2 separate regions of the Homo sapiens genome follow, and region 2 is linked to region 1. The links are chromatin loops, found by intact Hi-C in ENCODE. Cell type or tissue: spleen. All regions are shown on one strand. Links, peaks and the distances in the headings refer to the core of each region. The heading gives the core; the rest is flanking DNA.

Region 1 (8,381 bases), core at 1,883-6,882:
TGTCAATTATCCACTCTATTCAGTTGTTTTCTCTGACTAGTGGAGTCTATGAAGTTCAACTCTGTTCTGAAAATCTTCACAAAACACAATCCATGAGTTTAACACACGATTGGTTATTCAGGTTGAATTAGTGTAGCTTTTACTACATAACAAACAACCCCAATGCTTAGCATATTAAAACAACCACCATTTTATTTAGTGCATGATCTTTGGGTCAGCTGGGCAGTTCTGGGCTTCCTCGTGTGTCTGCAGTCAGCTAGCAACTGGATTCACAAAGATAGCCTCACTCACGTCTGACGGGCACCTCAATTTTCTTTCATGTGGTCTCTCATCCTCCAGAAGGCTACCTCAGGCTTCTGGTATCACAGCAGTATCATGTTCTAAGCTCAGCCAAGGGCAAGCCCCAATGCACAAGGGTGCTTTCCAAGCCTCTACTTGTGTCATGTTTGCTAATGTCCCATTGTCTAAAGTAGATAACATGGTCAACCCAGATTCAAAAGGTGGGGAAATAAACTTCATCTCATAATGGGAGGATCTACAAAGTCACATTGTAAGGGCATGGATTGAGGGAAGGGAAGAATTTATGGCCATTTTACAATCTACTACACAGGTGGGCAAAGACAAAACAGACCTGTTCTTTACAACCAGGAGCATACACTGTCTGAGAAGGTTCTGATTTAATGTGCTTTATTATCCAGAGGATGCCCTTGAAGTAGCTTCCAGAACTGGAGTAGCTTTCTATCCAGAGTCACTGGGTCTTTCTATTTTGCCTACTTAGACTTCCATGACACCCTCAACTTCCCACCTTCATGTTTTCTCTCCTAGAGTTCCTTCTTCCCTCACTTTCAACGATCTCTAAGTACCTTCCCTCTCTGAAGGGATCCCTTCTTTCCATCCGCATCCTCTAGGAATCCTCTCTATTTCTGTTGGGCACATCTTATGAACCTCTTCAGATTCTCTTGAACACTCAGACACTTGCTTCTCCTCAGCTGCTTCCACAGTCAACTGACTCCTTTCATACTTGCACGGTTCTGCCATCTGAGGTTGACCAGCTGCCCTGCCAGAACCGCAGACTCCTGCTGCATTTTAGACTTGGAAGAAGGAACAATATATATGGTGTGGGATCTAGCTTCCTAAGCCACTGCTGAAGGGGCCAAGTGATACAATCAGGGAGTTCAGGTGAGTGCCCTATAAGAGTAATTTCAAAAGAGAAAAGATGGAAGAGAACTTTAGATAAAATTCTCCCTCCTTTTCCCTTCTAATTGTTGGTTCCAAGGGCAAATGTTTTCTGAACAGCTTGTCCAGAGATATCCTTCCTGGCTGATGGGATGCATCTACATCTTGGACAGCGGTGTCTCTTTGCAACTTGTCAGAAAGCAACAGCCAGTGCAATAACATATCATCTTGCATTGTTCCCTACCCTTTACTGCCTCACTTCTACCTTGTTTCACTTTTGCTTCCATGGGTTTCCACTTCCAAAATAAAGCATTCACACTTAAGCACTGCTGCAGTCTCTATTTTCTAGGGAAACCAAAGATATCATCTTGAAGGAGTTCACAGCGAGAGATGTCTTGGGAGGAAGTCTAGGACTTCCACCCAAGTCACTTAGCCCTAGGTCACTTAGCCCTAGTGTCTAACTGAGAACAGCACACAACTGAGTAACTGTGCCTTTCGCAAGAGAAGACTCAGAATTGACAAAGATAGTTTGTGTTGTTAATGGGAGTAGGGGTGGTAGGACATCCCTTCCCCATGAAAAAGCTAGTAGCCCATTTCTAGGAGGCCAGGGCTTAGGGATAAGGATCCAGGAACTCATACCCCTATTGTTCTAGCTCCCTGGGAAAAGGATCTCATTTTTTTTCCTTTGTCCTGTCACAGGTGCTCAGATGTAGGTCCAAAGAGTCTTAGCTGTGCTAAATATTAGAACTGCTTTCTCAGCCTTGTGTCTCTGCCATGTGTCTGAGTACATGGACCTGAGACTTCTCAAGTCCAGAGGTTATCTGCTCATCAGACTGGCAGCTCCAGCTGACTAGGACTTTGACTCCTTGATCAGGGGAGGCTAGGTCAAGGAAGGAAAATATGTGAGTCCCCTTAAAATCCAGCCAGGATAGTAGAGGGCAGTCATGAGAACACATGTTCCTCTCTCATCTGATGGTCTCCACTTGCACGAGAGTCCTTCCCCCAGCTGTATCCTAGTCTTCCTCTCCTCACTCCTTCTTCCCAGGGTCATCTCTCATCAAAGAGCTTGCCATTGTCCTCCCCTCAGCCTTCCTTGCCAGAGATTAAGTCATATGCATAGAAATGCAGCCCCTTTTGGCCCTCTGTATGTGTCCATGAAACTGGATGACTGAATTTTCAACATGGTTGGGAGACAGAAAAATGCTAGCAAGTAATCCCACAAAGGAATTTATACAGTGTAAAAATGTTTTCGTTTGGAGAAATTTAAAGCCCCTCCCACTCAAATCACTTTGTATTTGGGTTTCCTGAAATTCCCAGTAAACCAGAAACAGGCCATGTAACACTTCAGTCCTCGTGTTTCAGGACTGAGCCTGAGTACACGTAGTACACATGTCCCTCTCCAGGCCTAGAGAGGAGTGGCAGGTCACTTAGCCCTAGCCTCTAACTGAGAACAGCACCAACTACCAAACCTGTCTCCTGAGTAGCTCTCCTGCCTTTAAAGATATCTGAGTCTAAAACAGAGGCAGGGAAAATATTACTGGCTGCCCATTTCTAGCTGTGGCCCAACCACTCTTTCAGGAAGTCTCCTTGCAGCTGACTCAAACCTTTATGGGTGTAGTTCAAGCTTGTTTCTACCTGACTTTTTACAGTGAATGTTGGAGCCCTGGTGCCATGCTATGTTCATTGGCGCTGGCTTTCAGGGGCACAGCAATATCTACAACACCAGGGCACAGAGTTTAGCCAACTCCTTGGAGATCTGGTTAGCACTGGGTGCTACTTTACATGCAGTGGTCTCAGAGAACTATGCAGGCAGGGCTGGGTTCTTCACTTTACCCTGCTGGGAATGCTCTCACCAGGCATGAGTGACCAGGCCCTCAGTTTCCAGTATTTTCTAAGGCAACTGCTGCTGACATGGGCTGCATCCCTATGGTCATGCAGCATCCCTGGAAGCGGAAACTCTTGTGTTCTTGGATCCATTATGAGATGCAGTCCATCTCCCAATGGTGTTGAATCATAAAATGCAGTATTCAAGACACAGTGAGGTTCTGCAATGCTCCTTCGCTGTTGAAAGCCCCTAGGATCTGATTGGTTTGGGATCAAGGGCAGACACTGGGATTCCTCCATTTGAGCCCTTGTTTCCCTTTTCTTTACTAATGGCTATCTTCAGCATGCAACAAAGACCTACGAACATTTTGTCTTTGCAAGCAAAACAGCAGGGGAAAGGGGATGGATGGAATGGAGCCCCTAATGAGCCTTTATAGTATGTGTGTTATCCTAGAAGGACCTCAAAATGGCCCAGTGATGCAGTCCTAGCCATCCCTATTTAGTCTCAGAGGTGGCCTTGGAAAAAGACCCCTTCTTTCTTTCTGGGAAGGAAGAAGAGGGAGGGAGAGAGGGTAAGGTCTTTGTTATCAGTCAGCCCCGGTTCAGCTCAGCAATGAGTGTTTCTCCAGCCTCCATCCACCTCTTCCCATGCAGGTAGGCTGTTTTATGGCTGTAAGTAGCAGGACATTCCATCTTCAGCTAGACAACATGGTGAGAGAAACTGATGATCTTGTTTTCTAAGAAGGTTCATCAGGGCTCCTGTTGCATGCTTCTGAGATGCTCTTGGCTTGTCCTCATCTGTGTCACGGCTTCATCCTCAGATGCTGCAGGCATTCTACCATCTCATCTAGGCATGGATACGACCAGAGGAAAGCAAAGGACTTGTTTTCCTGTGTCACTGTATCTCTGTCTTGGGTGTGAGAAAATATTTCCTCAAAGCCCCCAACAGACTCTTCTCATATTTCATTCCTAAATTGTTACAGGCAAGAGAATTATCGTGATCAGCTAAATTAGTTCAATCAGCTGAGACTCAGGGACCTCCCAAAGGTGCCTAAGAGGCTGTTCCAAATCCCTCCAGGGGTGTCTTCTCTGAGCTCCACCTGCACCAAACAGTGTTATGGAAAAATAAAGGCTGCCCTCCTGGCACCGTCCTGCCCAAGGGGCTCATAGTCCGAGGGGGTGTAAGACAAAAGTAGCAGAGCTAAGGCAACTGGCAAGGCAAGACCCCACCTCACTCACTCCTCTTCCCAAGCTTCAGCCACTGTGTTCTTTGGAGTCAGACAGGGAAGGCCCTAGGGAGAAAGTGGAGCCTCGGCTGGGCCTACAAGAAGGCATCTAATTGCAGAAAAGAAGCAGAGGCAGACCCAAGGTTGGACACTTGGGGGACAGTGTAGAACTGAGTAGGTTGGGTAGAAAGAGGGGACAATGAGATCAGGAAGGAAAGTGGAGGCAGATCTGAGAGGAAGGAAAGCTTAGTTGCGCTTGGGCAGGTTTCTTCCCTTCCCCAAACCAGAGTCCTCATAAAAGGTCTCCTCTCGGGAGGACATGTGGGGCAAGTGGACAGGAGGAGAAGCTGGGGACCCAAAGGCCAGAACAGGAGAAGAGAGCAGCCCAGAGGCTGGAGATGCCCTGCAGACTGCGCAGAAGCAGAGCTTCTCCTGTCCACCCCTCCTCCAGGGAGCCCCTGGCAGGGAAGGAGGCACCAGCACCCTTGAATTTACCTTCAGGTCCAAATGACAATTACAGTGGAGACAGGAAAACTTGGGAGAGTGTGCCCCCCACTGGTCAATGGGGACAGAACTGACTGCCAATGCAGGGCCCGAGGCCAGACTGGGAAGGCTTTCAGGCCTCCGTTCATCTCCCCCAGGAGCTGCGCAGGCTGGGGGAAGAACAGCAAGCGCCCAGGACATCTGCCTTCTGGGTCCTGGGAGGGACTGTGGGGCCTCTTCTGCTCTGGAATCAGCCTAGGCGCTCCTACTGCTGAGACCCTGGCCTTGCCTCTGCGGTCCGTCAGAGAGCCCAGGACAGACGGCCTCCGTGTCCACATGCCAAGGGCACCTCTCGGGAGTCTCTTTCCTTCCCCTGGCACTAGGATTGGCAAAGTTACAAGGATGCAGGGTTCATAGGGGAGAAGTGGGTCCTTCAGAGGGCAGGAGCCTAGAAGCCCTAAATGATCTTCTGAGGAAGGCATCCCAGTGAGGGGGCTGGGAAGGGCAGACTCCCAAAGATTTCCCAGCCCAGCTGGCTCCAAAAATGAGACTGAAGCTCCAGTCTCTCCCAGCCCAAATGGAGGGAGGGGTCCCTTCCATGCTGTGAGGAGCCTCACAAGGGAGGCTGGAGGTCAGGGTTTTCTGGCCTCTGGATTCCACTCTCCTGGGTGTTCAGGCTTATAAGGAAACCTAGGAGTTGAACGAATTCATTCCTTTCTCATTTACAGGAGAAATCACACCTTTTAAAAAGCTTTCCCCAGACCTTCCTAATACATAATGACGTTCTCCATCACCTCTTTCTTTCTCGCCTGAATCCCTCCCATTGCAGCTTAAACCTCTGGAGAAGAGTGACATGTTAGGCCAAAGGCCACAGAAGAAGAAAATATGACTCCCATCTTTGGGGACCCCCTGTCTGATGGTGCCTGTCCTGAAGAGACTTACTGCTTCTGGGGTAGACTGGTTAGGCCCTCCTCAAAGGAAAGAGTCCTGAAGCAGACAAATATACAAAGTAGAGCAGAAATCATAAACACATTTTATTTCTAAATAATTTTAAGACCACTGGCATTGTAGCAAATTGTAATATATTTCCAGAATCAACTCAAAGAGATTTTTTTTTATAGCAACATATGAAAAATGTCATTTAAATATCCACCAGCAGCTGCACCACATGTTGGGCTCTTAGGAAAACACTTTCATTCCTTTCATCAAAGTCCCTTGATTAATGTTCCACTTTTCTTTGACACTTTTTCCATAGTTTAAGAAAAAATTCAAAGCCTGTACTATTATCTGGAAGAAAATTAAACCGATAAGATTTAATGTCTGCTATATTCTACAGTCATGGCAAAAAAACAAAATATATAGTTTAGGCCCTGGGCCAAATGCAAATGAATATTAAGCAGAGGGTGCATCCCCACTGGAGGCTTTGGGGAGGGGTGGGGCTGGAGGAAGATGGGAGCAGCAAGGGCCTGGATGGGGCACGGGTGGGGAGAGGCCGGTGTGCAGGCTTACAGACCAGCCTGGAGGGAGGCAGGAGTAGGACTGGGCAGAGGTGACTTCCCAGCTGCAGTGTCCCGGAGCAGAGTTGGGAGGTGGGGAGACATGGCCCTGGGGGGACACCAGCAATGCCCGAATGCCACCTGCAGCAGGGCCAGCGACATGGCTGGGATTTTGTGAATGGGACTCAGAGGGAGGCAGCTGATGGGGGCAGAGGAGAGAGAAGGAGAGAACGGGAAGGAGGGAGGAGAATGCAGCAAGCTAGAAACTGCGCCAGTGGGAAGGCTGGGCAGATGGAGTGAGGGGAAATCGCAGCATGTCTGGCACGACAGCTGATGCCATAATTTAAAGGTCAACTCAGTGGAAAAGGAAGAGAAAAGGGGGGAGGGGGTGGTGTTGGAATGACTTTGCCTCCACAGTATGGCTCTTAACCCCTCCCATTCCGGTGCAGCTCGACTTGGCCTTTTCAGCCACTGGACGGTGCTTGTCCTCTCGACTTGATATCCTCTAAGTTCTGGGGACCCCCTCTCCCCTGCAGTATGGGCTCTGCAGGTCAGCAGACCTGGCTCTGCATCCTGCCTCCTCTTGTTACATCAGAGTAGAAGCAGCTTAACCACCCTAAGCCTCAGTTTCTTCATTCACAAAATGGGGATGGTAACACCTCACCTCCCTGGGGTTTACTGTACAAGTTCAATTGCATAACAGGGCAGAGGCTGGACGAACTCACTTAAAAATTCAAATCTTTCTGGGCTTCCCTAAAAGAAGTAGCTTTAATTTACCTTTGAGAAAAAAAAAAAAGTCCCTTTGTTCTAGGAAAACCACCATTTGGACAAATGAAACCTGGCAGCCATATTTTGTCCCAAGGCATCCTTTGAAGGCAGCTGGTCACCCTTGGACTAAAAGCTGTGAGGTGACATTGCCTCACTTCCTGCCTTCCCATTGTCTGTCCCCAGTCCTCAGTCCCCAGTTCTTTTAATACACAGGTATATCTTTTAGCAGTCTCTCTCTCTCTCTCCCACTCTCGGCTGGCTGGGCTGCTTCTTGGGGAGGAATGTTACTTTTCTCCATATGGATTTGGACTGCCTTGTGCCTATAAATTATGGCAAGTTCTTGGGGAGCTGTGAAGGTTTTTGTTGGAATAGTTATTTGCTAGAGGGCTGAAGAGGAAACCCCAAGGGGTGCAGGAAGGACTTGGAGGCATAGGTTTCAACTCCAGCTGGGGGAGGCCGTGTAAAGTAGCTGGACAGGCCCAGAGACTTCCCACTGTGGTGCTACTTAAGAATGAAAAGCCCAAACTGAATGGAGCTATTACATGCAGGGGCCATGAGACAAGCCCACATGGCCAGTTGTCCCTGGTGGGAGAGAACATAGGACTTGAGCAGGGGTCTTGAGGCCATTCCTATGTTCCCAGGGCTGAGGATGTGGGCCAGGCTTCAGACTCTTGGCTACAGTGCACTGGTCTCATGGACCCAAGGGCTGGCCTGTCCCCACTGGCCCCTCACTTCCCTTCCATTATCTCCAACAGTTTAGTGATTCTCATTTAAAGTCACAGCCTAGAGCCCCATCCAGTTCTACCCACCAAGACATGGCTTTGAAAGGCTTTGGCTGGAAAGGCGGTGAAGGTAGCCATGGTGGTGCGGCTGGTGGCAGGAAAGATGGAGGACCCTCCTTCACAGCCCTCATCACCACTGGGGCCACCTATTGGCAATCATGTTCCAATCCAAGACACAAGGGGAGCTGCACCCCTTCTCCTGGTCTCCCAGCCATGATAAGGGTCCTTCTCCCATGGACTAACAGTGACCAGGACACATCAGCCCCGGGCAGGTTAGATGACAGCAGGGCCCCAGCCTGACAGCAGGCATTGATGACATCGCCTGGCTCCCCGCCCTTCCCGCTGTCTGTCTCCAGTCCATGGTCCCTTTTTCTCCCCTGGTCCTTGGTGAAGGAGAAGGGGCATTTCAGCAGTCTCAGGGACAGCCTGAACTCTACTGTCTGGTCCTGTATGTGCCAGGACTTGGCAGGGTGGCGTGAGAATGTTCAGGAAGAGGTGCTCAAAGAAGGTCACTGCAGGGAGAGGACAGTGGGCCTTGGCCAAGACCTTTGACCTTCTGCCTGGTGGGCGGCACAAGGAAACTCTAACCCAGGGGCCTTTGCTGGCCAAAGGGCCTTTACAAGGGA
Region 2 (7,884 bases), core at 1,928-6,927, 200 kb before region 1:
TGAGGTCATAAATGGCTTTCTCCACCGGAGAAAGGACAGGGCCTCCACCCACCACAAACACCCTCTCGCCTGTGTTCATCCAGCTGGGGATTTGCCCAGCTGTGATTTCTGAGCTGGGGAAACTTCAGGATCATTAAAACAAGGTGAGCTAATCATGTCTGTGTGCGCCATTCTCCCAGGACGGGAGTGGAAATTCCATTTGTCAAGTAGGTTCTGGAATCCTTTGTCAGAAAGCCGGTTCCAATGCACTGGCCCAGTTTTCCTTCACTGTCCTGCACACAAACTTGTGTAGTTCACGCTTTATTTGCTGTGTGAGTGACCACCAGGGCATGGAAATTTGTTTTACCCTTCTTTTCAAGTGTGTTTATACTTAAAAAGTTGATAGTTGTGTCTTGAGAGTGGAAGCCTTAACACACTTGTGACTTTCTAATGAGACCAGCAACCGAAGGGTAAATTGGAATCAGGGCACCAACAATGGGCCCTGCGGATGTTGTCCAGATCATGCACTGATCGAAGCCTCTGTCCTCTACATATTTGTTTACTTTTAAATTGCGCTGAGACGGCACGATCACAAGAGCATGGGCTATGCTACCAACCTGAGACCATGCTACCATGGTGCCCCTCTTCCCCCTCGCCTAGCAAATTCTCCTGCAGCAGAAGAGACGGTCACATTCAGGGTCACCTTTTTTTGTTAGACAATAGCACTCATCTCCACTTTGCCCCTGCTGCTGCCCCTGTTTGAAGCTGCCTGGCTTACAGCCAGTGTCCTCCGTGCCCTCAGGTCTGGCCGGGGTCTCCTCCTCACCCCTCTACAGAGGTGCCCCCGAGGTCTGCAGTCTCAAGACCACTGCCCTTGCTGAGCAGCCACAGTCTTTCGTGTGAGCCTAGTGCAAACCCCACACCTGGCTTCCTGTAAATCTTGGTGTTCTATGTTTAACCGCTTGTCAGACGCTGGGCTCACGTTTAGAATTTGGAAAAATGGCCGCTTGATTTTATTCCATGCCAAACTTCATAACATATAGAGATGCTTGCGGCATTCAGACATTCATGAAATTGCTGTAGCTTTGATTTTTTCATGTTAGTTCTGCTCTGCCTGATGCACAGACCTGGGAGTATGGAGGGTTCCTGGGAAATGCTGTGAGAGCAAAGTGGAGGATATTCAAAGACACACAGATTTGTAGAGAGCGCAGAATCACGGCTTCAGATCTCCACACTAACATTTACTTGCCGAGTGATTTGGAGCAAGTGATTTGCCTTTGCTTCTTAGTTTCTTCAACTGTAGAATGGGGAAAATAGTACCTGATAAGACCGTGTGAAGATTAAACGAATTGCCGCACTTGGAGCGCTTTGAACAGTGCCTGGAACATAGAATGTCAGCTGCTGCCATAATCGTAATTATTTGTTATTATTGTGAGAGTGGCAGAGAGGCCAAACTCTGACCTTTCTAAGTCCCACTCCCTGGAAACTAAGGATCTGCAATTCACAGGTGGGGAGTGGGGCCCAGCAGTCAGCAGACAGGGGCCTTGTTAAAGGCCTTCAGGGCAAAGGATTCTAAGATCACCGTTGACTCTTGGGAGATTTTCACACTTTCCCAGTCAGGAAGTTCCCCCTTAGGTCAGACTTGTAGCCTGCGTGCTGCAGCCAAATCACACCTCGTGCCTCCCTTATGCTTAATGCAGAGGAGGATGGTCTGGTGTCCCACTTGAGACACTTCAAGGTGTCTCAGTGACCACAAGGAGAGATGTGGTCCTGAAGGAGAGATGCCCCAGTTCCTGGGCATGCCACCTCCTAGTGCAATCCCTGTGGTCTTGTTTCCTGATTTATATCTCCACGGTATCCTCCCCAACCCAGAGCAGCCTCTGACTGCAGGGCCACACAGCTGTTCTTCCAACGTGGCTTTCATCCTATCGCCTGTGGCTCAAGCCACGTATGTCTACCCTACCACCAATTCATGGCCCTGCAGGTGCCACTGCAGAGGGTGTCTTCTCTTCTCTGTTGCAACTCCTATCCACCCTTCAAGGCCCAGATCACATGCCACCTCCACCAGGATACCTTCCCTGGCCTTTCTAGTCCACACGGCTCTCTGAATTCCTCTGGCCCTTGGTATCAATATGAAGTAGGCCCAAGGTAGATTAGGGGCCCTCCTCATTCCCCCACGATTACTGAAGTCTGGTCAGCGTGAGGTGACAGTATGACAAAGTCTCTTCAGAGGCTATAAAACAGACCTGCTTTGCTGCCTTCCGGAGCTCAGGGTCCTCCCTGGTGGAAGGCTGTGATGAAGCCTCAGCCACACTTGCTTCTGAGGGATGGGAGGGGTTGTTGGAACTTGCTTTGAACTTGCCATAGGATATTCACAGGATCTGAAGTTCAAGGTGGGGGTAGGAGAGGAGAGGCTGGCCTCTTTGTGTTGGGTTTGCAGCTCAAGCGGCAGAAGAAAGCTATTTGGGAAACACAGGTGTCTCAGTAAAGACTACTCTGTGGCTAATGCATCCCACCCGCCTCCCCAACTCTCTTTGGATCTCTCTTTACCTCTGCTTCTGTCTCTCAGTCTCTGGGCCATGATTTCTCTGCTTTCTGCTAAAGGCAGGCTCCCAAAGACTCCTAGATGAACAATTCCCGGTATTAACCCGATGCGTGTGTGGACACAGCTCGGCACTAAGAGCGTTCTGCCACCTCATGCCGCCAGCCTGGTGCCACTGGCTAACCCCTGCCTGCATCAGCCGTAAACTCATCTTGAGATGTCGACTTGCCCCCGTTTCCTCGAATTCTGGATTACGCCATATGTAATGAAGCATCCAGACTCAGAAGTTATTTTCTTCTTCTTTTTTTTTTTTTTGGTCAAGGTTTGTCCATATTATAAACAACAAAGAGAAAATAACTGCCTCCCAGTTATTTCCTCCCAGAAGAGGAAAGTCAGGGGGTCCAAGACGGGCCATGACGATGTCCTTCTTCAAGGGTGGGAGAGACTCCACCCAGGATGTCCTCTGATTCCCTAGGCACCAGCAGAGTAAAGCAACCACATTAAGGTATCCCAGAGTGGTGGGACAGTAGAGGAAAGGGATTTCCCAGGGTCTTAGCACCAGGTAAACTGAAGGCCAAAGGCCAGGAGAGGCGTGTCCAGGTCCAGGCAGCCACAGTCTAGGGAAGGCTCTGTTCCCAGACCCAGGCACCTCTTCTTTGCTTCTCAGCTGGACACACCTCACCTCTCTCTGGGGATCGGCCTTCTGCCCGAGGAGTTTTCGCACACAATGGTTGGCAGGCTTTGGCATTTATTTTCATCACTGTTTTGAAGGTGAATGGCATTTGTCACATTCTTTCCTGGCTGACTTTGATGTGGGGTGAATTCCCACTCCCTAATGACAGGTGAGGCGCTGGCCAGTAACACCCAGCACCCCTGGGCGGCTGTGCTCCCCCTGCCAGTCCTGGTTCCCACAGCTGCTGCTTGTTTTGGGTGTCTGTTTCAGGGACCTTAATTAAGATCCTCTTTAATGATGGAGAGAACTTCTCCAGTGATTACTGTCTCACTTTTACAGCTCTCTCAGGCTCTTTCTCTCTCCCTCCTCCTCCTTGACTCCCACAGCCTCCACCCCTCACCTCGATAGAGTCAGGCAGAGGATACAGCTTCTCAGGAGGGGATGGGGGTTCAGGTGCAGAGCTTCCCCCTAGACATTCCAGCAATGCTCGAGTGTACCATAGTGATAACATGTGAAAGCCCATGCCCTAATCACACTGTGTAACTCCAGTGGAGCACAGTGCCCGGCACACAAAAGGAACTAAATCCATATTTGCTCGATGAGTGAAATGAATAAAAAGATTAGCATATGGGTGAGTTGAGTGTTGAACATGAAATACTGATGTTTGGGGCAGGATACTTCTGATTCCCTGGCTGGGAGCAGTCTTAGATTCCCAGCCCATCTTCATGAGCTACGCATTTGTGTTCATCAATCCAGAGGCATGGGATCTGGTCATGACGGGGTATGCTGGGGCCAAGGGCTACGCAGAGGACAAAGCACTGGCCAGGCCCTGCAATCCCTGCTGCTGCTGTAGTTCTGCTCTGACCTTACTTATCTGGCCCCAGTTTTCTTGTCTGCAAAATAGGAATATAAATCCCCAGGCACAGATAGGTTGTGAAGCAGCAAGGAGACCCTGTGTGTCAAGGTGTCTGGCCAGGACCATTCAAAGTTGATATGAGTTAAAGGTGGCCTTGGCTTTTCCAGCTGAGGAATCAAGGGACTGGATGTCCTAGGACTTCAGGGCCTTGGGCTGGGCTGCAGCCTCATGGAGCCCCAAATGGGCCAGAACCTGTTCTTTGCCCTCTCCCTGGCCTGGGGCACCTGCTCTTCCTCCTCCTCAGAGCCTTACCCCTCCTTCCAGGCAGGCTTCCCGCCTCCACCTCCAACTGCCATCCAGCCCTCACTCCACCAGTTCTGCCCGCCGTGGCTTCCCACCTCACTTGGCCACAGCTTGTCTGTTCAAGGAGAGTACTCCTTTCTTGAAGGAAGTCCTGGAATCCTAGAATAAACATTAAGCCAGAGTCTGATCAGCTTCTTGAGGTCAAGCCCTTTGTGGGAAAGGCTGAGAACAGGCTCTTAAATTGTAAAGAAAAGGTTCCAGGCCACCCCAAGGGTCAGCTGCCAAACTAGGCCCGGAAGGAGGAGCTACTGGTGAGCAGTCCAATTCTCTTTCCAGAAGAACCCACAGCCAGGCCTTGTCAGGGTGGCTTAGAAGAACTCGAGGGGCAGGGGGAGGTGTGTGCATGGTGCGTGGCCAAGTGAGAATCTGGCCCCCCAGTGCTCACCTAGGGGTGCTGGTGCCCAGCTCCCATCATATAGTGGGCACTCTACTGAGGATCCTGAGCCTCAGTTTCCCCATCTGTAAAGTGAAGGGTTGCAATGGGGAAACTCGTGCGTTCCCTCTGGCTGGGTCATCCCGATACCATGAAGCAGGAGCTATGGAAGTGATGGAACGCCAGAGAGCCCTCCCCACCTCCTGGCCTCTGCCCCTCACACACACCTGCACACTGTGCACTCCAGTTGCCCTCAATGGGCAAGGATGACTCCTCCTGGAGCTGGTGGCTGGTTTTGGGTTTAGAGATGGGTGTGGCGGCTCATAGGCTGGGAGCCTGAAGTTGTGAGTTCTGCTCCCTGCCTGGACACTGTGGGGTCCGGCTGTGGGAAAACCACGGGATGATTCAGAGCCCGTTTCTTTATTTGTAAAATTGAGATAATAATTAGCCTCCAACCACTCACCTCCTTGTGGTTGTGGGGCAGATCTAAGGTGATCTCCTGCCCCGTTAACATGAGGGGTTATTATGACTAACCCCAGAGAACAAGTAAGAGGGTGTGAACATGGAGAAGGGCAGCCAGATCAAAGCTCAGGGGACCAGGGAGGCCAGGGGTTGTAGCCCACAGGGTTAGGACTGACTTCTCTCTATAGGGGCTAATTCTGCTGCAGGTATCAGTGAGGTAAAAGAAAGAGGTATGAGGAGTGCGGGGAGGCCGGGAGGTCGAGAAGTGGTTCACAGAGCGAGGAAGTTGCTAGGTGGCCAGGAGGGAAGCAGGGCACTTCTTGAGGACATTGATATACTGGACTTTGGTCATTGAATGTGCTCAGTATTCGTGGATCTGACAGGATGTTTTAATCTGTGCCAAGGAAAATTTAGGGAAGATACTCAGAAAGGCTGCCAACCCATTTCTTTGACTTGGCCATGGAGCTGAGATCCTATTTTCAGGAGCCGGGGCTCTGAACTGAGAGGCCCAGAGCCCTCCTTGCAATTCCAGTCTTCCAGCTACTCTTTGTCCTATGCCATGTTTCTTATTTGCCTAGCACTTTCCTTCCCAGGATCTCAGAGGAGGGGCACTTTGCTATCTTGGAGACTTTCAACACCCCAGGGAAGCAGGGAGGTGGCTGGGATCCTTATCAGGGGTGGGGAGCGGGCCCGGGGAGGGGCCACGCTGGCTCTGCTCTTTCTCCCACAGGCCTGCAGTCTGGATTTTCTGGGGCAGCTTGATTTCAGTATTCAATCCCAGGACACAGCTGGCCCTGCTATTTAATTATTGCCAGAAAGAAAGATTTCAGATCAAATACTCTATCAGCAAAGTCATTATTTTTGGTGGTTGTCCCTTGGCTTTTAACGACAGTTAATTATCCCATGCAGGTCTCCTCTCAGTTAACTTGGCATGTGTTTCACAAAGGGTTTATCTTGGAAGGTAAAGCAGGAAGGAGATTTTACTGACACACACACAAATTAGGTAGGTGTTTGTACGGGTCTGCTTTAAACCGTTCCCAGGCTGAAGTCACTTGCACTCTATTGCACTGGGCTCATCATTATTTCCTGGGAAGAATCTTCGTCTTGTTAGAATCTCGGTCTTGTTTTCTGGGAAGAATCTTGCTCATCTTGAGAGAGGGAACAAGTCCTTGTTAGACCTGCTTCATTTTTCCTAGACGATGTCCAACCTCTTTGCAGTTTGACATCTAGTGGATCTCAAACAAAGCTTTGTCACCTAGTCTTGTCATGTTCTCATGACAGTCATGAGAACCCACAGTCCCCCGATATCTGCCTGAAGCTTGGCCTAAAGAAGCTCTCCTTAGACTGCATTACTCGAGCTGGGTGCAGTGGCTCACACTTGTAATCCCAGCACTTTGGGAGGCTGAGGTGTGTGGATCACTTGAGGTCAGGAGTTCTAGACTAGCCTGGCCAACATGGGGAAACCCTGTCTCTGCTAAAAAAAAAAATACAAAAATTAGCCAGGCGTGGTGGCATGAGCCTGTAGTCCCAGCTACTCAGGAGGCTAAGGCATGAGAATTGCTTGAACCTGGCAGGTGGAGACTGCAGTGAGCCGAGATTGCAACACTGCACTCCAGCCTGGGTGACAGAGCAAGACTCTGTCTCAAAAAAAAAAAAAAAGAAAGCATTTGGAGATTACACCCTCCACCAGTTGCTCAGGCACTCCTATGGCTGGACAGAACCCTGTGCCCTAGCCCACCAGATAACTGCATTTCACATTAGTCAGACTCCCATAAGCCTGGCTAAGAAATGTAAGAAACAAAGTTCATGGCTGTGTCTGCTGCAAAGATGCCTCTGAGCAAATTGCTGGCTGTCTTATCCCTTGTCATCTCTGGGAGGGGTTAAGGAGCCATTTCTTTCTGTTCTCTGGGACATCAGGAATGTATGCATTTCTCCTGGGCTAGTGGTTTGCTTTAATCTTGAGGATCCTGGGAATTGTGCAGTTGATCATGTTTCATCTTGGCACTGGCTGTTAGAAATTTTAGAGCCAAATTTGTGGCCCACCCCTAGCAAATGGATCAAAGTTTATAGTATGTTTATTTTGTATTAGTCCCATCCTTGGCTCCATTTTATGGCTTTACCCTTGCTTTTACATTTTTTTTCTTTCTCACCTGCTTCTAATTTATGTCGTCCTGCTGAATTTTATGCATCTTTGTAAACTGCCTTAAATCCTTTTGTGAAACAAAGAGGTGTATACACAAACAGATAAATAAATACATATTCTATGTCATTACTAGACAACATATCATAGTTTTTGGCTTGGGAAATAGGGTCCACATAGCTGCTGATCTCCTCCTGGGCCACTGTCCTTCTACAAGAGCATCCAAACAGACAAACTGTGAGCAAAGCCAATAGTCCACTCTCCCAGGGGTGAGAAGACAAAAAGCAAGCCAGTAACTACACAGTAAGATAGGTGGTGTTGAGCGATGTGATGAAAATACAGTAAGGAGGAGCAGGCATGGACAGGCCAGCCAGGGAGGAGCTCCCAGAGAGGCTATATTTGAGCAGAGCCCAGGGAAGACAGGGAGTTGGTCAAGGAGTGAATGGTGGAAGGACATTCCAGGTAAAGCTATGAGGCAGGTTAAGAGTGCAGGAAG

What was found. A loop is a pair of places that touch in the nucleus more often than their neighbours do. Peaks named below come from ENCODE experiments on the same cell type or tissue, not always from the same donor. Only the 100,000 strongest peaks of a DNase experiment are listed, where the experiment ranks them.
Region 2: a loop joins it to region 1, with 3.0 times the contacts of the local background. A loop is called at or near these places in 38 of 110 quality-filtered maps.

Annotation. Positions count from the first base shown.
Region 1 is chr2:71,798,610-71,806,990 of GRCh38, reverse strand. No RefSeq gene overlaps it. Among named protein-coding and RNA genes, the nearest start is that of DYSF, 340 kb to the right of the region's middle. In spleen, for the core only: a CTCF peak has its summit at 4,802 (motif pointing left); DNase peaks (open chromatin) are centred at 4,920 and 6,320; H3K27ac peaks cover 1,107 bases; H3K27me3 peaks cover 1,078 bases.
Region 2 is chr2:72,000,497-72,008,380 of GRCh38, reverse strand. No RefSeq gene overlaps it. Among named protein-coding and RNA genes, the nearest start is that of CYP26B1, 140 kb to the left of the region's middle. In spleen, for the core only: no CTCF peak of the experiment used is centred there; a DNase peak (open chromatin) is centred at 4,350; H3K27me3 peaks cover 664 bases.